Linked DNA regions of Homo sapiens: all the other regions are linked to region 4. The links are chromatin loops, found by intact Hi-C in ENCODE. Cell type or tissue: mammary epithelial cell. All regions are shown on one strand. Region 1 overlaps LINC00923 (long intergenic non-protein coding RNA 923). Region 2 has its middle 80 kb from the start of SCDAL. Region 3 has its middle 110 kb from the start of SPATA8. Region 4 overlaps LOC101927263 (a long non-coding RNA gene). Region 5 has its middle 200 kb from the start of SPATA8-AS1. Region 6 has its middle 130 kb from the start of LINC02351. Region 7 has its middle 120 kb from the start of SCDAL.

Evidence for each region. Peaks named below come from ENCODE experiments on the same cell type or tissue, not always from the same donor. Only the 100,000 strongest peaks of a DNase experiment are listed, where the experiment ranks them.
Region 1: it touches region 4 in a loop (30-fold over the local background); 32 of 110 quality-filtered maps call a loop at or near these places.
Region 2: a loop joins it to region 4, with 2.6 times the contacts of the local background. A loop is called at or near these places in 21 of 110 quality-filtered maps.
Region 3: a loop joins it to region 4, with 25 times the contacts of the local background. A loop is called at or near these places in 36 of 110 quality-filtered maps.
Region 5: a loop joins it to region 4, with 13 times the contacts of the local background. A loop is called at or near these places in 46 of 110 quality-filtered maps.
Region 6: a loop joins it to region 4, with 11 times the contacts of the local background. A loop is called at or near these places in 4 of 110 quality-filtered maps.
Region 7: it touches region 4 in a loop (8-fold over the local background); 8 of 110 quality-filtered maps call a loop at or near these places.

The regions. Positions count from the first base shown.
Region 1 is chr15:97,753,727-97,757,726 of GRCh38, forward strand. All of the region lies in intron 1 of LINC00923 (long intergenic non-protein coding RNA 923), which reads right to left. Among named protein-coding and RNA genes, the nearest start is that of LINC00923, 120 kb to the right of the region's middle. In mammary epithelial cell, a CTCF peak has its summit at 1,588 (motif pointing left); no DNase peak of the experiment used is centred here.
Region 2 is chr15:96,420,502-96,424,501 of GRCh38, forward strand. No RefSeq gene overlaps it. Among named protein-coding and RNA genes, the nearest start is that of SCDAL, 80 kb to the left of the region's middle. In mammary epithelial cell, no CTCF peak of the experiment used is centred here; no DNase peak of the experiment used is centred here; H3K27me3 peaks cover 751 bases.
Region 3 is chr15:96,891,605-96,895,604 of GRCh38, forward strand. No RefSeq gene overlaps it. Among named protein-coding and RNA genes, the nearest start is that of SPATA8, 110 kb to the left of the region's middle. In mammary epithelial cell, a CTCF peak has its summit at 1,899; no DNase peak of the experiment used is centred here.
Region 4 is chr15:96,355,234-96,359,233 of GRCh38, forward strand. The region is part of intron 3 of LOC101927263 (a long non-coding RNA gene); the gene reads left to right. Among named protein-coding and RNA genes, the nearest start is that of SCDAL, 14 kb to the left of the region's middle. RefSeq lists an enhancer at 3,241-4,000. In mammary epithelial cell, CTCF peaks have their summits at 6 and 1,778; DNase peaks (open chromatin) are centred at 1,798 and 2,068; H3K4me3 peaks cover 1,269 bases; H3K27ac peaks cover 945 bases; H3K27me3 peaks cover 584 bases.
Region 5 is chr15:96,581,573-96,585,572 of GRCh38, forward strand. No RefSeq gene overlaps it. Among named protein-coding and RNA genes, the nearest start is that of SPATA8-AS1, 200 kb to the right of the region's middle. RefSeq lists an enhancer at 3,252-4,000. In mammary epithelial cell, a CTCF peak has its summit at 2,312 (motif pointing left); no DNase peak of the experiment used is centred here; H3K27me3 peaks cover 160 bases.
Region 6 is chr15:98,293,797-98,297,796 of GRCh38, forward strand. No RefSeq gene overlaps it. Among named protein-coding and RNA genes, the nearest start is that of LINC02351, 130 kb to the right of the region's middle. In mammary epithelial cell, a CTCF peak has its summit at 1,530 (motif pointing left); no DNase peak of the experiment used is centred here.
Region 7 is chr15:96,460,845-96,464,844 of GRCh38, forward strand. No RefSeq gene overlaps it. Among named protein-coding and RNA genes, the nearest start is that of SCDAL, 120 kb to the left of the region's middle. In mammary epithelial cell, a CTCF peak has its summit at 2,170 (motif pointing left); no DNase peak of the experiment used is centred here.

The sequences.
Region 1 (4,000 bases), 1.4 Mb after region 4:
TAAAGATTTTGTAGGGAAAATTCATAGATGACCATTAGTTATGATTATTTTACTAGCTAAAGAAGAAATTCTTTGATAGTTCTAGATACCAGCACGTTACTTTCTTTTTACATAGAGCTTTTTGTTATGGGAGTAACAAGAAAAATTTTCAGACATTCGTTTCATAATTCTTGGCCAAATTTCCATCAGCAGAAGAGCAAATTTGTTGATGACTAAGCAGAGATTCAGAAAGCCCAGGGACCTGGCGAGGGTCACACAGCCTTTCTGTGATAGGGCGTTGATCTCCCAGCTTCCATTCACTCCATAGGGGAGTACAACTCTGTTCATGGATCCCATCAATTGAAATAAAAACGAGAGCGAGAAAGAGAGAGAAAGAGGGAGAGAAAATGAATGGGAAAAAGAACGTGCTTGAATGGACTGTATGGTTTGCATGAGACTCGTGCAGAAATTGATATTTTGCCTGTTTTTTTTGTCTCAGAGATAATCTTAGAAAATGTCTGCCTAAGCTTCTATCAGGGGTGTCCCAAAACTTGGAAATTAGCTTCTCACAGTCCTGGAGAGTCCCAAAATGTTAGCAAATTAAAACAATTTGTCTCCCTGGAAGCCCGGGGTATATTCACTGCTTAGAATTGAAGAGGAATAAGGGACCCACATGTGCTTTTGTGACTAACTGCTCTCCACAAACAACTTTTTAGACAGGCAGCCAGCCTAAATACGCTGCTCAGAGTTAGATGGGAAAAAGGTGTTGCTATGCTAGATACTTAAGAACCTAACACACAAGAATATCATGCTACACTTTCTGAAAAACAAAAAAAAGTGGGGAAGGGGTGGCATCAGCATTATCTTCCTCTTTCCAAATTAAACATCAACATGTTTTATTTTCCACATGTTTTGGACATACATCCACTTTTAAAGAATATTTATTAAGGCTTGTGTGTCTAAAAATACAGGCCCTTCCTCTATTACAAAATTCCCCAAAAAATTCAAAGGGAGAGAAAAATCTCACACAGATAAAAATCTCCCAAGCTGACCATTCCTGAACAAACTTTATTTTACAAACTACTAGGAAAAAATAATTAATTCAGCGCATTTATGAAGAATGCACACTTTTATTTTAAAATTCATAATGTCTAAGTACAAAAAGGTGCTAGTATAAAGAAGAAAATAAGATTTTTCAATGCAATGCTTCATAGAAATATTTTCTATTCAATTCAGTCATGTATTTTTAAAATTTTACACAAAATTAGTATATCACATTTTGGAATTATTTAAAACAAACCAGACCTTTCATTTACACACACACACACACACACACACACACACACACACACACACACTTCCTACCACAAATTTCTAGAGGCCAATAAAGAAACAGCATGGTAGCATTCAGGCAACATAAAAGTATTTGTTACTCATTATCGTCTATTTAATTAGGAAGTATTATTTCCTGTTTTTCAAATCAGCAATTTCTCTCTGAACAATAGATTAGGATACACCTTCCAATAATAATTAGAAAAAAATCATCTACTTCCAGCATATTGAAGGGTGAAAGTCCAGCTGCCACTGGTAAAATCTATGGTATCCTACCGCCATCTACTGACCATTGCTCAAATATTATGATTTAAAGGTACAGGTTTAAATTTATAAAATTAAGGAATTTTCAAAAGAAAACACTTTGAAAGCTCTACTGGAACAACTCATTACTCTGGCAGTTGTTCCAAATGTTTGAAAATACTTCCCTAATCTGAACCGAACTCGATCTACCTGTAAATACCACCTCCTGGGCTTTGCCTTGGCCTCCACTGGTATAAAGAGGATGCTGATTTTCTCTTAAACTCTTCAGAATTCGGAGGGCAATGCTCAAGCCCTTCCTATCTCTTCCCACCCACCCACCCAACACACACACACACACACACACACACACACACTGTCTCTCTCTCTCTCTCTCTCTCTCTCTGTTTCTGTTTCTCTCTCCCTCTCATTCGCTCAGTCCCTTCTTCAATCTAAGCAGCCTACCTTTCTTTATTAGCTCCACATCTGATGTGGTTTGAAGTCCCATCAAAAGCCAGATAGCTGTCCTCTGAACAAACTCTTTCACATACTTTTCTCATTAAATGCTGCATCTGAAAGAAAATACTCCGCAGAATAGATAGAGCACCTCCCTTTGCATGCTCTACCTTTGTCAATGCAACCAAAGGTCACAGTCAATATTTTGGCAGCTATACACACCATGTAATAACTTGCACTCAGGAAATCTCCTAGATCTTTCTATCTGTGCTACTGGCTGCTAAGCTATGCTCCCCTAATAGACATATGCAGTTGTATTTTTGAAACTAAGAAAATATCCATACATTCATTCAGTGATCTAAGATATATTCTTATTGGTGATGGTTCATGGTTCCAGCCTGTCATACATTTGTATCCTAATTCTGCTATCTTTTCCAATTTCATAGTGGTCTTGTATCTGTTATTGATCAATATTATTTGTGTAGTTATTTATTTTTCAGACAGAGTCTCACTCTGTTGCTCAGGGTGGAGTGCAGTGGCAGGATCACAGCTCACTGAAGCCTTGACCTCTCAGGTCCAAGCAATCTTCCCACCTCAGCCTCCGAAGTGGCTGAGACCACAGGCATGCACCACCACGTCTGGCTAATTTTATTATTATTTATTTAACTTACCATCAGCTACTCCCCTCCAAACCACTTTTCTGTATTTCTCTGGACATCCTCCAGTATGATCAGTATGGGAAAAGTTTCAAGGATGTCATTCAAGTGCTTTGTGCAGTGCCTAGCACATGACAAAACCTTGATGTGACAGCTCTTCCTATGATTATCATCAATAAAAATAATTAGTACAAATATATGATACAAATTAAATCTATGACATAAATAACCACGAAACAAGTATCAGTTCTAATAATACAATCATTCAATCAATTGTCATTTGCAACTGAAGCTCATCTTCTGCCCTTTCTGCTCTTCACGTAGGCAAAGGAGATCCTCTCCTCCAGCAGGACCCTCAGCTCCCAGAGGACATCATCTTAGCAGGAGTCTCAGTGCTTTTGGACAATTAGGAATCCTCTTGCAAAATGTCCCTTCCCACTGCCCCCATCTTGGCTTCAGATCTTCTCCTAAGAGACATTCTTCCTATTGAGGAGGAAGCCACATTCTGAATCAAAGAGAAGGTGGAAGCAGAAGAGAAGAGAAAGAGCCTGCGTCTTCCGCCCAAGCTCTGCAGCAACTTTTGGAGCCACTGAGCTGAGCCAGGACCTCTGTCTGCTGCTGGCTCCACCCTTTGCCGTGAAGGCATCAAGCAGGTGACACCATGTCCCTGAGCCTGTCTCAGCGCATCCTGGGACTGGCACAGACTGACACAGCTCCGGTATACAGTCCACGTTTTCTGTTCCTTGGCACAACCCAGAATGAAGATGTTTAGGTCAGAGTTATTTAGTTTTAATAAAACCCTGTATGTACTGGGATCAAATAACTCATTTTTAACTCCTGAAAATTGGACCAATATTGACAGCTTTTGCTTAATCCAGAACAGCTCATTGAGAAAGGGGTCAATATCTCTCCCACTAGGAAAAAAAGACAAATTGAACATTCACCAAAATTTCAATATTTCGTTAAAATAAATGAGTTTTTAAATACTAAAAACAAAATTCAATGGTTTAAAAAGTCCATTGATGTAGGAAAACCCAAAAGTCACCTAACAAGTAAAACAATCCTCTTCTGATACATGTCATAAGAACCAGCTAAGACTTCCAACCTCTGGCTAAATGTTAGGGCCTGGAACAGCACATTTTTATAACAAAGTTATAAAATAGATGGGAACCAGAAATAAGAGAAACAGGCACTAATGAAGGCTGATTTCAAAAAATACCTTATTTGGGCACTCTGGCAGGGGCAGCCAGAGAGTGGAGCTCTCTCAGACGGCTGGTCTCCTCGCCTGATTTCCAGAGGTCTCTAAGGCGCTGGGACTGGCAGTCTGGACCTAACTG
Region 2 (4,000 bases), 65 kb after region 4:
ATGGCCTACAGTAGGAATTAATGTCTTGCTAATGTTATTATCAACAACAGTGTTTTTGTTCTGATCATGTAGAATGTTGTGACCAGACTTCAAAATGTAAACTTGAAATTTGAAGTGTTTCTATTAAGACCTTGTTCAAATATCTGCAGATTTGCTCAAATCTGCACTAAGCTGAAGCATCAGAATTACAAAATTGCCCCAAAGGGGCAAAGTGATCACTCTCTTTCTTCCTGGCTCCCTGAGCCTCGGATAAACCACATAGCCTTCTACGCAAATGCCAAGCTAAAATGCGGCTCTGAGGAGTGGTGAGAATGCCGTGAAAATGTCTATACACCAAATCACAAGAAAAAGCTACCAAGAGACCCTAAAGAGAAACCACAGTGTGACTTGCCATCCAGTCACTTTATTTGGTAAGGATGTCAGCATGCTCTTTCTTCATTTTTGCTTTATGCTAAGTACCTAATTCCTTTGTAGCATATCTTTTAACATCCTCTGAGTTTTAGGATGTGTGTTTTATATGTGCCAGGCACTGTCTTTTATTAGGTTGTCCAAGTTTAAATTTATTTTGAATGGAAAGACATATGTCCTGATAATATGTTAGAATATTGATTTAAACTAGGATCTTGATGTAAAAATTAATGGAATGAAATAATAAAATCTTTCAGGGTTTGATCCCCACCCCTCACGTTGGCTTTTGTAATGAAGACAAAACCAGTTTCGACTGGGTATCACATTACCTCAACTATGGGGTATCTTTCTCTCTGGTTTTGAGCTGCTCTGGCTCTTTAGATAGTAACTTGAGACCACAGCTGAAGTGAAACCGGGGTGTTGGAAAGGCAGCTAACAGCACCCTCCCTTTCTCTCCAGGTCACCCTTCATGGATATAAAATATGACTCAATTTTGTTACATTAGATCACAGAACCTCAGGCATGCATAGTTTTCATTTTATGTAACTCCCCAAACTAACTCACACAAACAAGTCCGGATGGGAGCCGGTGTTTTCGGACACGTGTTCATGCTAACTTTGCCACTTGGAACCACACCCCCTCCTCTCTACATCGGCATTCCACATCCTACTCACATGTTTCCCTTTCAACATGTTCAGTGTTGTAAGACAGTCTGTTTCTACTTGGTGCGCATACCAAAAATTTGTGTTCTAAGAAGGTGGTGTTTGTGTGAGGTTTAGATGTTTCCTAAATGTCATCTGTCTTGCTCTATTTCATATACAAAGTGAATTTTAGCTGTTTAAACTCAGCTTCAGTAGTAGCTGTTTTCTTACTCTTAATTCATCCTTTCAAATAAAGGTAAAGGTAACTTTAGTGAAATACACATAACTTCCTATTGTGTCTTTTCATGGTTGCTCCATGGGCCTGAAATAAATCTTTGACTTTCTCATATTTGGGCTGATAATCTCTTCAAACTTGCGCAAAAGACCCTAAACAAATATATTAGAATATTTTTGGACAGGAAAATAAACCATGGTGATATGTTGGTTTCTGTATGTGAAGGCTGAGATTTAAGAAAATATGGTTTTCCTTTAAGTCACATATAAAATTTTTTAAAACATTGTTCCTTTTGAGGTTTAGCAAATAGTTAAACTAGTTTACACAGTTCTCTTTTTTCTTCCTTTTAAACACGGCACTTAAGCAAGCAGACACTTTAACGTGCCTCGCTATTAGACAGCTTTTCTTCATTGCCTTTTCATAGCATGGCTATCGAAAATAAGATAACGCCCAAAGATCTGGGACCTAATCAGCTTTCTAGCTGGGTTTAAAGAGTCTAGAGGCTGTTTAAAGGTAGCTCTAGTTATGTGTGCGGGCCCACTGCAGTGTTTGCTCTGCCACATTTTGATGGAGAGGGTAATGTGTTTGCTAGATAAGGCGAAAGGGACCAGCCAAAAAAGCAAGGCTCTGTTTGATAAACCCTGACATATTTAGCCATTTTTCACACACATGAAAGGAAGCTTTAAAACTCCAAGGAAAATAGAGGTGTCCATTCAAGCACACTAATGTTTATCAAGACAAAAAGGGTAAATAAAGAAAATTGGCATCTTGTAGTCTATTAAATTAATTAGCTCTAGAGCTTATCATGAAATTGAAAAGCTGGATAAAATACAAGTTTACTTCTTGTTGTTGTTACTTAATATGAAAGGTAAGTTCTTTAAGTCAATGTACATTGAAAAGACAGTTATTTTGTGTGGCTTGTCTTGCCCTGGTGGAAGATTTGAGCCCTATATAAAAGAGCTCATGAATCGAAGTTAAACTTTTATAAGCCTGATTGGCCTGGACTTGGGATGAGATCTTTATTTGAAATTAGTGTTAAAATACATGGTGACATTCTTTGTAAAGTGACCTATAGCCTGAAAACAGATTGATAAAACCAGAATACAAACTATGCCACTTGGAATATACTTACAATTAGAGGTCAGAATGTTTTAAAAGTCCAGTTAAAATAAGTTCATACAGAAAGATATTTTAAAACAAAACAGCTTTACAATCCAGAATCATTTTTTTTAAATGCTGGGGGTGAATTCTTTATTGGTTTATAATAATTCTCCTTTTCTAGAAAAAGTAAAGAAGAAAACATCTGAAGGTTACACAAAATACAGCCTTCTTTCAAAAATAAGAATTTAAATGATGTAAGTGTAAAGATAATTTGGGTTTCGACTTTCACACTATGATGATTTTAAGTTAATTTAGAGAGAAATATCAACTCTAAATCAACATTTAAAATTTTAAATTTAGTAAAATTTTCTGTTTTTTTTTTTTCCTTAGGAAAGATACTTTTCCGGTCTTTTTTTCCCCTTAAATCAAAAGTGTTTGATAAACTGAAGAAGTTGTGTCAAATGATTAGTTCATCTATAGAACATTTTAAAATATAATCACTTGAACCTCTAGAAATGTGTTTCATCTATATATTAATCATTTTAAACATTTTTTATGCCTTGGTATTAATAATTTATATGAGTGTAGATTTTTAGATGAATTTAATGTCAACTAGAGATTAGTGTGCATTAATTAAATTGACTGTATCTCCTTTAATGAGAAAAAAGGATTTAGTTTTAATACTGATGATCTTAATGAAGCTTTTCTCTACTTACCTGTATTTTCTCAACATCAGAAATTATTTTTATTAAAAGGTGAACTAATTTAATAATGGCAGGGTGACAAAACATGAAATAAATCAAATGGTTGCAAAGTGACATTGTTTTTGTTATTGAGGTTGAATCATCAAATCACATAACTTTCAATTAAAAAGAAATCAATTCATATCAGCTATTTAAAAATAAAAACATAAGTTGAACTTCACGTTCAATTTTCATTTGAGCATTATATAAAATGGCTAACTGTTTGATAGAATTTAAAACAGTACCTCGGATAGAACATGTTCAACACACTTGAATCCATCCTCTAAACAGTGTAAAAGTCACCTCTTATAAATGCATTTTCAGTAAAAATCATTGTCCCAAAAGGTGTGTTATCATAACATAAAATCCTTCGAAAAATTTGTGAAGTTTGTGAAATTAATCACTATATTGACAAAGAGGCACAAAACCCCAAGCAGGGGAGTGCATAAGGTTTTATGACATCTCCTCTCCCTGTAGATGATTACATGTTAAAAGAAGATGAACGTTAGTTGAGCACTCTAGACCACCCTGTAGTTGTTATAATTTATTTGGGGGAGCATTCATTGGAATTATAGGTTACTGCTCCTTTTAAAATTATTTATTTATTTACTTAGTATTTTAAAATGGACAATGGAGGAGAAAAACAGGAGAACAGGGCCTGGCAAAAACCAAATTAAACCAAAACCAAAGCAAACAAACAAATCCCAGGCTTGTTTCCCTCCGACCCTCTCCTTTTTTCTTCACATTCCGCATACAGTGCATCCTTTACCAGTTAAAACTCACGTTTAGTGTCTGCCATCCAGCCTCTCATGAAGGCTTCTCACGAATGAATACTTAGTTATTCTTCGTTGATTCTGTCAGGGCTCTCATCT
Region 3 (4,000 bases), 540 kb after region 4:
ATTGAGGTCGCTCTGTTTCATTTTTGCTGGAAGGATTTTAGCCCTAGTTTTTACCTTATCGCTTATTACACAATTTACGATAAAATGAGATGTGATTCCATTCTTATTGTTGTGCTATAGTCTATTGAACATGCATATATAGAATTCATTTCAGATTTAAACACTATCTTAATTATAAACTGAATAAAATGGACAACCTATCAGGTTTTCTAAATTGCATTCTAACAAATAGTTTCATTTTTTATCACATTTCTACTGTTGACATATTGGGTATAATAATGTTCAGGGAATATTCCCTTTTAATGCAGTGTCTTAATTGTGCCAAAGTATTTCCCATGTGACAACTAATAGTTTATTTCTGACTTACAAGTTTGAGAACTTTAACCGTATGTCATGCCTTGCAATATTTTTCATGATGATCTGCTTAAATAACACTATCAGGAATTTTTTTTTGTTTTAAAATCACCTACAAATGATATATATTTTGCATATTGAAAAGACATCATAAGTATATTACATGTAACTTTCTATTTTCTTTAATAAATAATGTGATTGCTTGTATTTAGGATTCATTTACAGACACTTTTCCAACAAAAGACTTACGTACATTAAGTTGAAAATATTGAAAGAAATATCTCAATTGTGATTAAAAATGAAATACCCAGTTAATGGAATATAGAATGCAATTTTTAAAGAAAAACATATGTGCCAGAACCTGAAAAGTTAAGTCTTATTTTTATATTTACTCACTACAAACTGTGAACGTTGCTTTAAATGAAAAATACGTACCTGATTAAACATATAGTTTTAAAGTAGTCCTAAATATAGTATATTTAAAGTAATCCTTCAAAGTAATTCTGAGTTAATAGCATGGGTCCTAATCCTCAGAATGTAATGCTATGTATTCTTTAAAAACGCTGATTTGTATTCATATGATATTTTAAAATGTAAAAGAATAATCATGCTGAGAAAAATCTGACATTGGAAACTGAAGACAACATATAATTTTGTAATTAAAGGTAAATTTTTCATATGTGCAGCATTTGTTGAAGAATTTCTAACTTAAAAATCACTTAAATTTAATTTTACATGTCAAATACATAACTATTTCACTGACACAGGGGAAAGAATTTAATTAGCACTTTAATGTTAATTGTTTATTAATGTGTTAAGCTTATCAAACTGCCTCATTTAACTTAATAGATATTGCTATACTTTCGTATATTATTCTAATAAAGTATACAATTTGGATTTTTTTCCCTTCTTTTTCAAGTTCCCATGCAACACCTACACGTAAACCTGGCCAACTGGTCTGTTAGAACAGAGCGGGGTGTTTCCTGAAGTTTGAACCTAAACTATTAAATAAAACAGTTATCCTGCAAGACCCAAGAGCTATTACTGCCTACTAATGTCGTCTTGCAGATACTTTTTTTGAACAGTACACAAGAAAGTTGATTCATTTCTCTCTCTCTTTGACTATAAGTAGGGGGTTGTCCAACACACACACACACACACACACACACACACACACACACACACACAATTTTTAGTCATTTTTTTCAATTTAAATGATTTGCTATCACAGTTACTCCATCTTTTATCTCTAAAATAGTTTCAACCCTGTTAATGTGTGCATGTACTTTTTTCTTATCAGCCTCTCAGCAGCATTTGTGATTCATAGCAGCCATCAAAGTGATAATAAACTCATTCACAATACTAACAAACACGGGGCTCCCAGTTATTTACGAGGCAAATTCACTGCAAGGCTGGGCTGTGGAACGGGAGAATCAAGATGGTGTTGATTGATAAATTGACAGGTTAATTTACAAGTGGATAATAGGAGTTAGACCCAGAGGGAAAGAAGGAAGGTCTGAATTCTAGCTTGGTTGCACTGCCATCTGTCTTATGCCCAGAAAGCTGCAGGACTGCTGGCTGGCAGGATCAAATACATACACATTCTTCATAACTTAAAGACAAAGACCTCCATTTACTGCTTTTTGATGGGTTTGTTGCCTTGGTTCTTCACACAATTGACCCTCAATATGTCACAAACAGTGCCACGTCTCAGTGTTTTTTATAAGTGCCACTTAGAACATGACTTAGAATAAGTTATTCTGTCAGTTTCACAAAAACAATGAACAAAATTGCTTTCAAGACTATATTTCACAAATATTAATTGTCATTGGATTGTTGAAGAGTGAATGCATTCTTTCAGATTTCCAAAGCCTCTGAGATGTCCTTGTTCTAGGATGTACATCGCCCCCCACCACCCCCACAAAAAACACACATATACCTTTTCTTTTTCATCCTTGGTATTTAGATGCTATCGGTCTAGCTATTTACAAGATAGGGTAAAGCAAATTGTATGAATCTCATGTTAAACATTTGCATCACTGTTTTTCCTAGAGTTTTATTGTTGTAAATTTGAACATATTTCATAATTTTAAACAATAAGTTTACAAAGTTCTTTTCAAAATGGAGTACTAGTGCATTTGTTTATGTTTCATTTCCAGTGAAATATTTTATTGTACAGGCCAGCCATTTTTATTTTAGTTTTGTAGGAACAGGCCATTAAAAATCTTTTAGGTCTTGTGTAACAGGGACATATTATCATAAGTTCTCAGGAAATTGCCTCGATTGGGCTAGTGCCACTGTGAGTTAGATGGCAAATTTGCAACTACTGTCACTTTGGGAGAAAACCTAGTCTTTGGTCTTTTAAAATTGGTTGGTTAGCAGCAGTGGCTATGCTGGGGGCCTCCAAAATTGCCGGGCTGTGGTTCTTACTTGCCAGCACTTATAATTCTGAAAGTCGCCGGTCTCAACCCAAACCTTTTCTCCCCATATCGCTACATTGTAGGCGAACACCCTTCTCAGATTCCAAATCCATTTAATGCTTAGTTCATGTTAAAACTTGGTAGGTTTGAACAAATACTGAGGAGTTCAACACATTTTCAAAGGAAATTGAAAAAGGCACAAAAGAGCATGTCTGCTCAGCTTCTGCAATTCATTACGAAATGCCAACACTAATACTATTTTTAAACAGATTGCTCCTATTAATCAAGGTATTAAAATAAACTATTAAAATTATGCCTCTAGTTGAGTAACATGAGAAAGCCCATGGAAAATATCTGGTCAAGAATGAATGTCAGAAAAATAAAAACAAATAACTTTGCATGCATGGAATTTTATGGTGTCACAAGGTTAAAAATGTCCCCTTAAAGGGTAAATATCCTTTGAAAAGAAAATGCATTTATGTGTGAATGGGAGGTTGAATGGCCTTTACTGCTTTGTTTAAACATAGACAATCATCTTTGTAATTTTTTTTGGCAAGTTGTATATTTTTCAAAAGAGACTCATAAAAGATCGCATGTTTAAGATTGCTAATTTTTCTTGATGTGGTGACTTTTTTATTAAAAGGGAGTCTTTTCTTCAGTAAAGTGTTTAAGTAGTTTTTAAATTTCACAATCTACAGATTGAAAACCTAAATTCTTTCCTCAGACTGTGAAGCAAGGCATTTTCTTTCTGAGGACTACTTAAACTTTGCATTATATATTTTCTATTTAAAGTCTCAGTGACAACAAGTGTTATGCAAAATAGGAAAATAATTGATAAGACAGCTTATAGAAATGTATGCTTTTATACATATTTATATAGGGAATGTAATAGAAGAAAAATATGCTCAAAATTTAGTTTAATACTTATCTCCTGTCTCTAAATTCCAATTGTAAAACTGTTAGATTCATAGAGGCATAATTTCTAATATATTATACTTTTTAACTTAAAATATGTTAACTTCCTAGAGATTTGTTTTTAGTGAATAATTCTCAAACCTCATGACTCCACTAAGATGTAGCAGAACTCGTTTTCATCAGAAGCATGTTGACATGGAAGAGAATAAAGGCCCAATGCAAGAATGGGCAGTCATTGATAATTTTATTTGTTTAAAATTGTGAATTATTTTTAGTAAGTGGACTTCTCTCCCGTGCACAATTAAGAAGAG
Region 4 (4,000 bases):
GCACTGCATCTTGCGGTAGGAAGTGTAATAGCAACAAAAATCATTTTTCATCTCCAGGCATTATTGGGCGAAAAAAACCCCAGAAAACCTGAATGTGAGAAGAGGAAGGGGTGGAGAAGAGAGAAATGAAGGGAGAGAAGAAGGGGGTGGAGGGGGGGAAGAGAGAGAGAGACAGAAAGAGAGAGACACACAAAACCTTTTCCAGTTTAGAACTCCTTTTCCAAACTGTAGGCGTGCAGGTTCACACCTATCATTTCCTATGCCTTCCTCTCCTCGGTTTTTGTCCTAGTTCCTCACTGCTGGCCCTCAGTGGGCCCCAGGACCCTCTTGGGAATTCCCTCTGAGCTCCCATTATCTCTCATCAGCTGCCTTCTCCCCATGTTAGCACCAACTCTCACCCCCACCCCCATGCCTAGGCCTCAAGACCCCCAGGGCCCGGGCCACCCCTCCTTAGCTGGCAGTTACTAGGGATGCTCACTGAAGTCCTGCTAGGAAATTGGGGCCTTTCTCCTGTGTGGTCTCACAGGAATCTTTCCTAGCCTGATGGAGAAGAGACAAACCAGCCAGAAAGCCAACCTGGCTATTTTCCTGGCGCAGCCGTGTAATTTCTGAGCAAGATCTGAGAGCTCCTAATCAGCAAGGAGGAGCCCTGGTTACAGGGAGAAGGGGCACTCACGCTATCCCCTGCCTGCCCTTTGGGGGCTCACCCCGCTAACTCAGGGGACTGCGGAGTTTCAAGAAGCGATCTCTATGTTGGGATTGCTCAGGCAGGGAAATACAGGGGCTTATACAACACCAGATAAACTCTATCTCCACCCTATAGTCCCCAGTTCAGCTCCCATTATTTGTAGGATCCACAGAGCTCCTTTTAAAAAAAAGGATTTGAACTTTGTAATAAAAACTACATTAAATAAAGGTTCTGTACCTCCCTTCAAAACAAAGAAACCACACAAATCCTCACTGGACCATGACAGAGATGCTGTATTTTTAAAACCATGTTTGGCATGTAACATTTGTTTTAACTTATAACACCCATCTCTGGGATGGTGCACTTTGAAGACACATTGAAGCAAAGGCTCACCATATAAGTGGGTTAAATTTTCTGTATATTTTATGGTCGTGTGGATATAAGATTGCGGCAAACCTGTTAAGTTATCAACTGGATAAAATAGTGTCAAATGCCCAGTTGCACCTTGGAAAGAGAGGCTGTGTAATTTGCAATTCTTGCCAGTTGCTACTTTCACCGGCGGACAGGTGTACGTGTTGGGGGCTATATTTTGTGGTTATTTAGTCAGCAAAGCCAAAAGCTGTGGGTACAGTGTCCCAGTAGGCTGGAGACTGGCACTGCAGAACCCCTCTAATGCTGGACTGACCAGAATAAATGAATTTTGGTGGAAATCATAATTGGGAAGGGATGACTTTATAGGCACCACCTCATGGGAGACATCTGCACTGGCCGCAGCTGAATGGCCGGAAATACACGGGGCCCGAACTAGTGGCTTCCTAAAGACCACGTCTCATTTATCTTCTCCTTTCTAGGAAAGCAGCTCCCCAGCTTGAGTGACTACTTTAGACTTGGTGAAATTGTGCCTATATATTTTTCTCCTTCTTCTGTTATTTTCCCTTCATCCCAATGCAGCCACTGTGGGATCTGTCGGTCACAGATAATGGTTTTTAACCCGTCAGAAGACCTGTGCGTTGCGGCTTCTCTGAGGGTTTCGATTACGGAAAAAGTCCGGGTGACGTACAATTAGGCTGCCGCAGGCTGGGAGGCTTGGCGGCGTCATTCCAGTTTCTGCAGCGAGGTGGCGCTCCAAGGTACGGCAGCGCGCCCGGGTTTTCGCCACCGAGCGCATCCGCCGCCGCGTCCACGCAGCGAGGCAGCGGCCACCGAGCAATGTTAACTCGGGGTTCCTAAAGCCTCTGAGCGGAAAATCGGGAGCGCTCAGACCCACCTAGGCGGAGCGGTCCGCAGGGTGGGCGAAGGCCTGAGGCCACGACTGGGGAAGGCTGGCGGCGGCGGGGAGCGCTGTGATGGCGAGTTCCGGAGCACACTCCGCGCGCCGCCGCTCGGGGGAAATCTTCGAAATTCCCGGGCGGGGCGGAGGCTGGGGCTGCAGGTCCCCAGGCACGGCGAGCGGCGCGCTGGAGTCAGCCTCGGCCCAGGCACACCGAGCAAGCGCCCAATCCACCACAAGCTCAGAGACGCAGCTTAGGGTTTTTTGTTGTTCTTGTTGTTCTTTTTCAAAGAAAAAAATAAGGAAAATATGTGTTCTATCGTTGTCCCCCAAACTAAAAAAGAAAAGATATATAGTTTTTGGGTTTTCCTTTGCTTTCTTCTTTTCTCTCATTTCCTTTTTCTTCCCTTCCTTTTCCTTTTATTTTCTGTAGTTTTTTTTTCTTACCTCTCCTTTCGCTTTTTTTTTTCTGTATTTTTCCTCCTATTTCTTAGAACTGGTTGTGTGTGTGTGTGTGTGTGTGTGTGTGTGTGTGAGAGAGAGAGAGAGAGAGAGAGCTTGAAAGAGAGAGGGAGAGAGAGAGAGAAAGTGAAAGTATTACCACCGGCTGGTAATACTAGAAGGCTTGGGCAAATGGTAGCAAAATTGGAGAAACTATTTCAATTTATTGAACGGACTTCAGTGCGTACGATTTCGTTTCCATGCTTCTGCTCTTTCTGGGTGTCTCACAAGCTCTGAGTCGAAGATGACTGGGAGAAAATGGCTCTCACTCTGCCACTCCTCATCTGCGGTCGTAGGGGCCCTTTAAAATCATTTTTGAAACAGTGATAGAATAATAGTAATAGTCCCAATGAACAGCGTTTCCTTCTGGCATGAATTTTCTCGTGGTTTTGCAGCCTGGTCGGCGGGACCCGAGGAACGCGGGCGGGCGGCGCGGCTGCTAGGCTGGGGCCCTCCTGTCAGCAGCTGGTTCCATGTGAATCCCCTGACCCGTGAGCTGTCCCCCTCTCTGTGGCCCTGGGTCTCGGGCCTGGGCCCTCGCAGCTGCTGGGATGCTTTGCTGCGACAACACCCTGCCTTCCACATGCAGCCGCTGCACTTCTCCCTTGAGTCGCATTTCCGGCCACCTCACCTTCCTTGAAGTTTTCTAGTATATAAGGAGGAATTTTCGGCCCAATTTAGAAGTCTGCAGAAACTCAGAGGGTCAGGTCATTAGGAATGTTAACGCGGCGACCAAGAATTATAAACATGATCTGAAAGTCTCTTCCAATTCATTTCTTCAAGTATTTATTTGAGCTAAGTGATGAAAAGTGACAGTTGTGAAATAGACAGCTTTTAAAAGTAATGAAGTCAGATGAGGCTTTAACCTGTCGATTGCTATAAATCAACTTTGAAAAAGAGGAATGAAGAATGTTATTTGAGCACCTAACCGCCAGCATTTGCTTTGCCGGCTGTCGACCCTGGAGTTGGTCTGCGAGCACCTCCCAGGAGGCAGGACCCAGTGAAGCCCTGCGCCTGCAGTGTGACCCTCAGGTGACATGAAGGATTGGGGGCCGCACTGCCAAAAGGCGACATTTTCGTGTGTGGGGGAAGGAGGGCTCCATTTCCACTCAGACTTTTGTCATGGGTTTGGGCTATGCAACGTATCTGGGCAGGTGACCCCAACCCTTAGCACAGTTAGGAATTCAGAGAGGCTGCCACCCATGGGGCTGAACCCCGAAATATAGATCGGCGCCCAGCCCAGCTCCCCAGCTGGTTGAGGGCGTCTACTTCCTTCTTCCATCCGGTTGGGGAAAGCCCAGGGCCTGCATGACGCCCTGACTCTACTAAACCTTTAGAAATGGTGGCAGCAGGGTGAGGAAGATGAGGAGACTAAATTTCTCCAGGGGTGGGTGGGTTGAGCTGGGGCTGAGTTATCTATAACATTAAATGACTCTCTTCTGTGAGGGAAACCCAGGAAGGAGGGGTCCTGCGGTCCTAGGGGCCTGGGGGCTGAAGGCAGGATAGAGCAGGTGTCTGAAGTTCTTGTGGGGAGGGGAGAA
Region 5 (4,000 bases), 230 kb after region 4:
GCACCGAAGCACAGATCCCATGACCTTGCAGGGATTTTCATGTGAGGTGTTAATTGAGAGGGTGGGTTAATCTTTGAGCATCATTGTCCCCAAGCTCTGGGCAAAGTTTGTGCTTCGTTTCCTTACTCAACAGTACATTTGATCTCTACCTTGTCCCTCCATGACAGTTTCATAAGCCCACCACAAACTCTCTCTTGATAAATTTGTTGGGGGAAGATAAGCTCTTGCCCTCTTGTTTGATTTCATGAGCTTGTTTTTGTGCCCAGCTCAAAAGGGAGAGGAGTGTCTCACCGAATTATATTCAAGTCCTACTTAGAGACAGATAAATGCACATACAGTAAAGATCTCAGCTTCTCCTTCTTGCTCCTTTTCCTGCTACGGCCCCTCCCTTTCTTTGCGTGGTTCAGTCTCTCAGGGAAAAAAAGACATGACTTATCTGTCGGGAGAGGCAGAGCATCAAACACTAGAAGCAAATGGGTGACAAATTTAAAGGAAAGATATCAATGGTATTCCATTTGAGTGCTGTGAAAATGTTATTGTTTATTCCTCTTTTGGGGAAAGCCTAAAATAATGAGAAAAGCAATGAGATATAGGGGATAGTATTTCTGTAATAAACACACACACATACACACACACTCTGCAGTGTTCATATAGCACTTGTGTAATGGGCAAAAAGGCAGCCTATTCCTTTTGCTTTTTAAAAATAAATAATGAATGACTTTTTCATGTGTTATTGTATAGGCCTGTCTTTTCTATCGTGAGGAGTAAATTTTTACTGGAGGCAGGATTAATGTATACTGGCTGACCTTAAAAATGACTCCCAAGTGAGCAGGAAGGTAGTTAAAAGAAGCAGAAGTAATGGTATTCACACAGGAAACACAGAAAACGACAATGATTAAAAAAAAGATTATGAAAGAAGCACAAACGTTAGCTGTCCTTGACATGCAATGCGTTTCTCCGATGTGTTTCATTACAGCAGCTGTAGATGAGTTTAATTACAATGCTTCAAGACCCTTTTTGGCGCCATTGCTGAAACGCAGAGAGAACTCAGTGGGACTGTGGACAGCCACAGCCCCTGCCCGCCTGAGGGGCTGAGGGAAGAGGCGGGGGCTTGTCACACAATGGGTCACTGTGCCCTGCCAGTGGCAGACTTCCTCTATCGCCTTCTCTGCCTTGGCGAGGCAGGGGTACCGAAAGAGGCAGAGGTGTCAGGCTGCTGGTGCAGAGAAGTTGTCAGTTTCCCTGGACACCACCAGAATAAGATGCAGCCACTGCTCCAGTGTGAACGAGTGGCCTCCCCACCAGCTCCTGCCTGCACTGTGCCCCCTTTTCCAGCCTGGCTTTTAATTATTTCGAATAGTCTATTTAATTAATATGAAACAAAAATTCTGTTATTCGAATTGAGTTTATTTCAAAGATATTGATAAAGTAATATTCCTCCTCATCCTTGTGTTAATAAGTTAATGGTTTTAACATTTAAAGACGTCTCATGGTTCTGATAATAAAACTAACCTTTGGCCAACACAGTTACAGAGTCTTTCGCACACACTGACTGACTTAATACACTGACATCTAATCACTTGCTGAACGAATCCCTGGATATTCAGATTCCTCCAAATCACACAGTTTTAGTGGCTGGAGAAACAGAAACTATTTCTAATTTGCCAAACACATCATAAAATTATTTGTGTACTTGTGTTGTGTGAGAAAAGTTATTTATTAAAAACCTGTTGTTTCTTCAAAAGCATTATCCTTTTCCTGTATTAGATTTTTGACTCCTTTGCAAATGAAGAACTTGGATGTAATATGCATAGATATATGCCTAATTCCAGCCATGGTTAAAAGCAGCAGGCTCATTTCAAGACGCTTTTATTTCATCCATTTGTCATGCATTTGCCTTAAAAGAAACCAAAATCCTATAGTTTCATTAGTGTTGCAATCAGCTTCCTTATCTTGAGGCCTAGGGTCGGGGGTAATGCCACAGGGAAAATCAGTCTTAAAAAAGCAATCTTTTCCATCACTGGCTCTAAGCACAAGAAGGCTGCTATGGCACCCCAATATCCAATACCTGGTCACGGTTTCTGCTGCTTCATTCTGAGCCCAGATTTCAAATTAAAGTTTGACTTTGGCTTCTCAAAGGAAAAGGTTTCAGGAGCCGGGTAAACAGCCTCAGCCTGCACCAAGGGGATTAAGAGGTAGGGCCAAGAGTGGAGGGAAATTGAGGATATGACAGAGGCCACAGTGAGTTCAAACAAAATTTGGCCTACAGAATGCAGGAAAAATCCCCTGGTGACAGGTGCCATCTTGTGGGTCATTCTGCCACTCTGCCTCCTGCCACTTTTTATAACAAGAACAGATAAAGGAGAACTGGATGCTTAGAGTCTTAGAATTGGAAAAGTAATTCAAGAAGATGTGAGTGGAGTTGGCTCTAGGCTTTTCACGATACTGTAAGCATCAGTATTTTGCTTTCCAGCTTTGAGTGCTATTAAGAAATTTAAACGAGTGTATAGAGGGAGAAAAAAATAAATGTGTAACAAAAAAATGTCTATTTGAAGTACAGGATGTAATCATTTCTAAACATCTGAAAATGTTTGCTTCTTGAGAGACATGTACAAAGTAAGTTCTTGCTTGGGCAAGACCCAGACCCCAAAACTACTCCAATTAAAATTTGTCAATCTTAAGGAATGTGTTTCTAACATCTGTAAGCATTTTGAGCTCAGGCAGATATTCTGGTCAGCAAATTTCTTCAAGATAATTACCTTTGAACTGTCTCCCATGTAATTCACAGGTCCACCAATATAAGATCTTATCCCTTTCTCTTGAATTGGATGGTCTAACAAAGAAAAACAGAAATACACTAAGTAGCTAAGAAGTTGGCACTAACAGTAGAGGTTACGGTTCATTTTTACAAAACTCATGGGGTTTTCACACTTTGCCAGGAGATCACGCTCTTTAAACATGCAGGAGGAGACATATTTCTTTGGAAGATGGGGGTGGATGCAGCACTCCAGTGCCAGCCTCAATGTCTATGGTGCAAATGTAAAAATGAACAATTTTTCACCATAGACACTGGTCCTGGCACTGGAATGCTTTGTAACAACATATTTCCCTCCTAAGAAAATTACTTAAAACTAGGACCCCCAGTCTCCATGTTGTATCGGTCAATGCAATTTTATAATATATAATACAACGTTGTCTTTACACATTCACATATAATATATCTCATTATTTTATAGACAATTGCATTTGGACTGCAAATTTCATTGCCAAGTCCTTAAATATCCAGTAGGGTCTATGTTTCTTGTTTCTTGGGTTTCAAAGGATAATTAACTTAATAATGAGCTGCTGTGAGCCTTTATATTAGCTTAGTTGAGAGCCAAATTGCTAAGTATCTGTGGGGTTGGAATCATAGGTCTAGCCTTCCATTTGGTTAGTTCCAGGCCTTTATCGGATTGAGGGATACACTGGGACTTACGTGGCAATTCCTGACAATGGGATTATGTTGAATCATTTTATGCTCCTCACCGAAACATTTTGGTACTTTTCTGGAACCCCACATTTTCTGCTGTGTGTAATTTTTGAAAGAGAACGTGAGTATTGCCTTCACATTCTTCATGGGAAACTTTTTGACATTTTAAAAAGAGACCACGAGAAGTTTATTAAAGGGTCATAAAAACAGGTTACTATTGAAGATGGTCCTTTCTTTGCATCTTGGTCTTGCCAGTTTCATCTACCTACCCATGAGAGGAATATTCAACAGAGCTAGAGAGACTGCGTGTTCCATTATGAACCAGCTTTGTGATCCCAGCCCAGGGTTTTTATCTGAGCATGAACAATCTGGCTTTGCGGGGCAAGTGTGTCAGCTCGCCCCCAGAATTTCAGCATCAGGCCGGGGGCCTCTGCTGCTGAGCTAGCCTCCACCCTTTGAACTTCTCCACCTTCCCACCAGTTCCCCCAAAACAACTCTGCAAAAGACAGGAGTCAGCCCCTGAAAAGCATA
Region 6 (4,000 bases), 1.9 Mb after region 4:
TTATAAAGACCTCCCAATCCCTGCTTTAATTTCTCCGATCAAGAAGCCACGGTGACCAGGTCAGATGAGGACATCAGGAAGGAAGTCCACTGATAATATAGATTATGGGAATATTTGAGTCCCATCGGTGCTGTTAAATTGATCGGCTCCATTCAGCACCTTGTGAATCGAGATGGGAAATCGATGGTTGGACGGGCCAGGTGCCGAGATAAGTGACCATAGCGTATTTTTGTTATCTCCTTACAGAGAGTCATGATCTCTACCACCCTGAGTGCTCTAAATCTAAGCAAAATACAACAGAAAATCCAACACAGAGGAGGTCAGGGTGATTGCGCGATTGTGCTATAATCCAGAGAGGAAGGGGTCTGGCTGGTCCAGGGCTAAACTCTTCCTAAATGTGGCCACCCCCGCATGTGAGGAATTGGACCCAGGAGCAGCACAGCAGCTCCACTTTATCCACACCAGCTCTTCATCTGCTGCAAGTGCTGGGGGCTAAGCGGAACAGCAAGGAGACTGCCCTCCACCCCAGCTGAGGCTGCCAGTGTCAAGGCACTTCTAGCATGGGAGCCGAGCCCGCCCTCCAAAGAAGAGAGCTTTGCATTTCCTGTGTATCACCTGCCTCTGTTGCAAAATTCCCATCCATGCCTCAGGAAGATATTGCAGAGAGTGACAACCTCCCACTATTCCCGTTATTTTTCATTGTTTGATATTCAGGTCTTTTCTGCCTGCCCAGCTCAGGAATTCCACTCTCCCTAAACGAAGAGACCGTGAAGACCCTCATAACTCCCATCCATCACAGACAGAAATACCACAGATTAGGAGCCAGTAAAGAAATAAAACACACATTTTCGCATGCAATTATATGTGAAATTACTGCATAGACAGATATCCAAACTCTCAGGAATCCAAATCAGAAATAACATTAATTACTCCGAAAGGGTAACTAGCCAAAGGAAATTGAAGTCTTCTAGGGAGGCTGCACAAGGATTTTAATTTTCGATTAAGAAACCATTTGCGGGTTCCAATCCCCAATAGATGCAAATAACCCTATTTCCATACACTGGATGCAGAGTCAGTTTTATGTATCTCCAAAAACAGGACAGAGAAACTCTGAAAATATTTGTCAATCGTTTCTGCACAACGTGCTGTGCCTGCAGTCTTTGCACGCCCACATGCAGGGCTGTGTTAAATCTGTCTCGACCTCAGTCTCATAAAGAAATAAAGACCAAGTTATCACCATTTGATACCCAAGCGGCAGATGCTCTTTTCCATCTGGATAATGAACATCAAAAACCTGGAATGTAGAGAGATGTGTGTTCTTGGTTACAGCGCCTGCAATGCCCCTGCTTAGCTGAGAAATATTAGGGCTCAGTAGAAACATATAAGTCACAACATCCACAATTCTGCAGGAAAGAGAGAAACTTTTAATAGGAGCGGGGCTGCATCAAAGCAACCCGTAATTAGGTACAAATTTGGCTCATGGTTCAGCAATTTCTACAGATTAGCTGTACTGACCTTCTGGAGCCCCAGGGTGCTTATTTCGCATTTGCGGTTGCAGAGTGACCTCTAGTGTTAAAAGACAAGGATTTTTTTTTTTTTTTTTTTTTTTTTTTTTTTTTTTAAGGATAGCATCCAAAGTTAACATCTTTTTTTTTCTTTTTTTTTTTATTATACTTTAAGTTTTAGGGTACGTGTGCACATTGTGCAGGTTAGTTACATATGTATACATGTGTCATGCTGGTGCGCTGCACCCACTAACTCGTCATCTAGCATTAGGCATATCTCCCAATGCTATCCCTCCCCCCACCCCACAACAGTCCCCAGAGTGTGATGTTCCCCTTCCTGTGTCCATGTGATCTCATTGTTCAATTCCCACCTATGAGTGAGAATATGCGGTGTTTGGTTTTTTGTTCTTGCGATAGTTTACTGAGAATGATGATTTCCAATTTCATCCATGTCCCTACAAAGGACGTGAACTCATCATTTTTTATGGCTGCATAGTATTTCATGGTGTATATGTGCCACATTTTCTTAATCCAGTCTATCTTTTATCTATCCTTACTATTGAAAGCACGAGCTGTAACACACCTTTGGGGAAAAGTCCCTGGGAAATCTCCATAAGGTAATCAGATACAGATGTGACTTTTTGTTGTGTGCAAATCACCGTTAGAGACTGTTCTAAACCTTCTGTCATGGAAATTTCCAAAGGGTTTACACATTTCAGAGAATATCTATGTTGGCTCTTTTTTTCCTCTTTTTGTTATATATTGGGGTTATGTGAAATTTTATTTTTAAAAATGTATGTGCCTTATGATGCTCTCTGGCCTATAGACAATTAAATAACTTATTATTCCCTCTTAAGGAGAATGGGCCCAACATTGACCCCAAACAGAGCCTGAAGTTTTTGCCTTAATTCCTTGAAAATAAAAATGATGGGAATCACAGCAGAAACTCTTTGGGACCAGGGCCGAGTTCACAGTGACAGCTCATTCTTGCCACTGTTGGCCCTAGTTGGGACTTGGAGTGCAGTGAGCAGGAGACAGTGTTTGCTGGGCACCAGTTGAGCTGGCCAGAGCCAGTTACAGAATGCACAGGGCCCAGTGCAAAGTGAAAATGCTGGGCCCCTTTTCCAAAAAGCAGGAAAGAAGGTGCCAGGAAAGGTACTAAAATATAAGGACTTTTCCTTTCTCCTGCTGTCTCTCTTTTGACTTGCAGTGTTATTATTTGCTATTTAATAGCTGCTAGGTTTGGAAAAATTAAACGTAAATTGATAGCACGAATCTTACCATTCCTGTGCCTTGCCATCTTACAATACTAATGGAAGCATTTAGCTCAAAGCATGTAGCTCACATGCAGAATCACAGAAATTATAGAATTTGTATTTCCTAACTTATACATAAATAGGTTTGGGGGCGGTGAGGTTTAACCAGTACAGATGATTGCATTCAGAGGCACACAATGGCACAATCGCCCTGGCCTTTCAACCAATCCCTTACTGGAAATGCTGCACAAAAACTAGCTTTGCTGGTTTTATTTCATTTCTGGATATGCATACATTCTACCAGCACCCTCTGCCTTCGAGTTACTGAGGATTAAGACAGGACTGAAGGCCAGGTGCAGTGACTCACGCCTGTAATCCTAGCACTTTGGGAAGCCAAGGCAGATGGATCACTTGAGCCCAGGAGTTGGAGACCAGCATGGGCAATATGGTGAAATCCCATCTTTACAAATAATACAAAAAAAAAGTTTCTGGGTGTGCTGGCATGCCCCTGTAGTCCCAGCTACTTGGGAAACTGAGGTGGCAGGATTGCTTGAGCCCAGGAAGCAGAGGTTGCAGTGAGCTGAGATCGTGCCACTGCACACCAGCCCTGGTGACAGACCAAGACCCTATCTCAAAAAGAAAAGAACGAAAAGAAAGGCTAGTTCCCTTTCCTCCTATGTCATAACTACTGGCATAAGTGGTTGACTAACACAGAGAAACAACAGGAATGAAAAAGAATATGCTAGGCTTCCTTGGCTGATGATGTCCTTAGAACATCATATCCTTCTTTCCATTTTGAGTCAAATTCTAGTTTGAATGGAAAGCATGGCCCATCAGGCCCATACTTAATCAAAGATGTAACACTTGTACTCACTTTGAGTAATCTTGTTCTCACTTTGAGTCTTTCTGAACTCCCACCATCATGGGAGCACCAGAATTCTGTGCTCATGAGGCAAGGAATGGCAGCAAACACACATACCACGCGTATCTCCTCTGCTCAGGTGCATGCTGTATTGTCCCATTGGACTTCATCACAAGTGTAAAGATAAAATCATGGAGTATTTAAAGATGGCAATGGCAGAGGATTCAACCATGCACAGGGCTCTTCTGAACATGAGTCCCTGTGTGACTGCAGAGGTCAAATGCCCATGAAGCCAGCAGGGGCTGGGGAAGCTGGCCTTCTGGCAACTGATGCACCTGGGTGCCGTAGAAGCAGAGAGTGGGACATCCCTACAGACA
Region 7 (4,000 bases), 110 kb after region 4:
CTGTGCTTATCTTTTTATCAGGAGCCCACTCCCTCTGTAAGTAAACAACTCAACTGATAACAGTATTAATCCATTCATGAGGGTAGAGCCCCCAAGACCTAATCACCTTTTAAAGATCCCACCTCTTAATACTGTCATGATGGCAATTTAATTTCAACATGAATTTTGGAGGGGGACATTCAAGCCATAGAATTAATGAAAATTTAAAATATGCCAGTTGTAAAATTGTAAAAAGTACAAACATTTAATTCGGAAGACAAAAAGACCTGTAAAATTAACGTGTGGCTGCTTTTGTTTCATTTCTTTCATTTTAGCTCCATTAAGTGGCCAAAAGAGTGGACATTCTAAGACTTCATTCCCATTTTAGCTTTGTCTCAGCAGCTGGGCAGCCACAGCTACCCAATTTCACCAGCAGGACTTGCAGATGAACCCATCAGCCTTTGAATCTTACCTCAGGCTCTTTGGGTCAGAGAATAAACCACTGTCAAAGCAAGCGGGAAACTTCTGCCTCAGTTGTGTGGCCTGAAGATACACAGCTCAAGCTCCTCACTTGTTTTTACTGACCTTAATTTTTCACTTGTAGAAATATCCTCTTTATACTGAAGGAAAAATATTCTTTTTAATCATTGTTCTTCTCTGGAAAGAACACGCAGGATTCTTTTTCTTTTTTTTTTAAGAGCTAGGAATCCAGTTGTTAATAATCACTTACATGGGTCTGGGATGTTACATAGGTACAACAAATCTATTTACTTTTGTTAAATAAAATGAATAGTTTTTGTGATAAGAGTTACATCCAAGGTTTTTATATATTATGCAAACTTGAACACCCATGTACAACAACCTAACACTTGAAATTTGCTTGCTTTTAAAATTAGTTATCTAATAAAAATAGCAATAAAGATAGCAATCCTTATTCTTAGGCCATAGTGTCAGAGGTAGATACAGAAAAACCTTTTTTTCTGATTACTGAATTGTAGTTTTTAATTTACTGAATGATCAATTACTTTTAAAAAACGCTATTTAAATTGTTTCTTAAAGAAACATCTACCTGAATAATAAAATCACACAATTTTCTAAAGCCCCAAGAAGCTAAATGGTTTGCTTAAGGTCAGCCACCAAAGACTGGGACCCACTTCTCCTGGCTCCCAGAGAGTTGCATCATTGATTACACCATTGTGCTATTTGCATTGATAATGGTTGATAACTAAGTCTTAAAAATTTCTAGATCCATCACCAGGGTCTCTAATGTAGGCGGTGATCTCCAAGCTAAGTATCCTTATGAAACCATTTGGAAGAAGATTTAAACTGGCTGGAAAGTTTAATGCTATTAGAAAATATTCATTTTGGTAAGTACATTCTGAATGTTGTGTGTGTGTGTCAATACTCAACATATTAGACTATTTTTTTGTCATCAGTAGCTGTAGTTTATTGGCTGGGCAATCAGATGAATATCTTTCTGTAATCTTAGCTCCACTAACTTCCTTGGGACACCTCAATTCAATAATATTCAAATGAGTAGTTTATACTATTCTATAATGCATTAATCTACATTTGTAGACTCAAATTAAAAAATTCAATTGAAAAGGAATCAGTGGGAAAATGCAATGTGGTAAGCCTACTTCTGAGCAAATTGTGTCAGGAGTTGCTGAGTGAGTCTTTGCTATAATCTTGGCCTTCCATTTATTATTTATTGGGGACATAATTTTGCACTTGTAAGTCATATGGACCTGAATTGGACTTTCCAGCTTTTTCACTTACTAGGTTTGTGAACTAAGAGAGTTATTCAGCTTTCCTAAGTCTCAGTCCTCATCTGCTAGGTGGGAGAGTAATAATATCCACGGTGGAGAGTTATGGTGAAGATTATGTAAGACGTGGTGGATAAAATGCTTAGCACAGTTACTTCCATATATTATTCATTCAATGAACAGTATCCACTAATAACTAGCACTGGATGCCTCTACCTAGTATTAATATAATTACGTATTAAGATGTAGGAGACAACTCAAACTGCAACTTACTATGGAGATGGTGGTGGAAATATGCTTTGGACTGAAAACTGATTATAGGGATCAATTTCTTGTACAATTATGATGGAATTTATGAGACGAATGGGTTGCTGCTGCCCTCTTTGGTAAGGAAAATGGAACCTTCCAGTCTCTATGATCTCCCTCTAGTGTTTGAAATTTACGGATGCTAAAACATAATTAAAATTAGCTAAAATAATTCATATTCTTTTCTAGGCACAGCGGCCCCCTGCTCTGCTCTGCTTTCAGATCATGCATGTCTGTGACATCCGTGAGCGCTGATGGTGCACGCTTCCAGTCATTTTCCTGGTAAGTGTATTCAGTGATGGCATCAAATTCAGCGGTTGGAAGTCTTGCCTCAGGCCTTGGAGCTAAATACACTGAAGTCACTTGAATATGAAATTCCTTAAAGTCGTTTAACGTACTCATTAATTTCAAACGTTTGGACAAAAATTGCGAATTTGGCAAGTTTTCTCAGAAGTTGGGTACACTGAGTCCTGAGTACGACTCAGCAATTAAAAAAAAGAATCACTCGCAATGTCGAGAAATGATCCCACCAAAATACAAAGGTTTAATTTCATCAGGGAATTTCTAATTAATGACGTTTGAGTGGGTTTTAAATTCCCCAACCACATTTCCATCATTCTTACTCAACACTTGGGGAAGGTTTAAGCCTTAGGGCATCTTTTAGATGAATGCTAGTAGCCACATTTATGCTGAATGGAACAGCACCAGTAAATGCAATTATAGCAGAAAAGAAAGCTTGCATTCCCAGGGTACGCACTCACACTCCGTTACAGTGCCCCATCCACGTTTCTTTGTTTCATTGTACTGAAGAGTAATAGCAAACGGCTAACCCAAAGTATGAAACCGTCTTGATTTAATATTTCCCTTGGCCAATCCAAGAGACACTCCCTTGCTTTTATGTGGGCGCTGTTTAGGATTGATATGTGCAAGTACTTTTCCAACAGCAAAGTAGGGAGGAGGTTTCTCTTGCTTCTGAAACCTCATTGGGCTGATCCTGCAGTCTCATACCTGAGTAAGATGCTTTTGGTTTTCTGGGATTCCATTGCGAGGTGCAAGACATGATTTCTGGAAGGCTCTTAGTGTCCTGGGGGGCCGATTTCATCCAGCAGCGTAAGCAACTAACACACACACAGGCCAATTTACTCACTGTAGGACTGGCTTTCTATTTTGGCTGCCAAGAATCTCTGAATCCTCTCGCAGTGCTGGTGCAGAAGAGGGTTTTCCTTAAGTTATATGGAGACTCAGCAGAAATGAGATTGTAGTAAAGACTAAAGGGAAAAAAAGGGGGCATGATGGTTCAAAGGGTTGCCGAACATAAGAAGTGCGTCCACGTATTCTTCTACTCAGCATCTTTATAGAAGCGTATTTTTGGAAATTGCCACATTTCTTAAATGCCTTAAACACCTATAATTTCCAGTTCAGAGACTCCGGCTTCATGATACCCTGAATTGTCTTCTTTATTCATCACAAGAGTGCTATGAAATTCTAAAATTCAAGTTAACTTTAATAAACTATGTGTAATGTGTATAGATCCACATGAACTTGTAATACAGTTTAGAAGGGGGAGTTCTTTTAAAGCAATGTAAAACTGACTGATAAACTGTGATGGCTTCATAAAAATTGGGTAACAAGAAATCCCAATATAGAGAGATGACTGAAATGGCAATAGAAACAGGGTAGTGGCAGGTAATTATAGGTTTCAATGCTGCTATGGCTGTGGAAGAGTAAATATAGCACTAAAAATACTGCAAGTGAGAAAATGCTTAGACATCTTTTATATGCACATATTGGTATGCCATGAAGAAAGAAAATGCATGTTTATATTATTTATTGATAAGGGAGTTAATATTGACAAAGAAAAACTTTGGATTCTGTAAAATCTACCACTTTTCACTTGCTGGACACCAATGCTAAAGGATGATGTTTTACAGTATCAGCGTTTCCCAAAG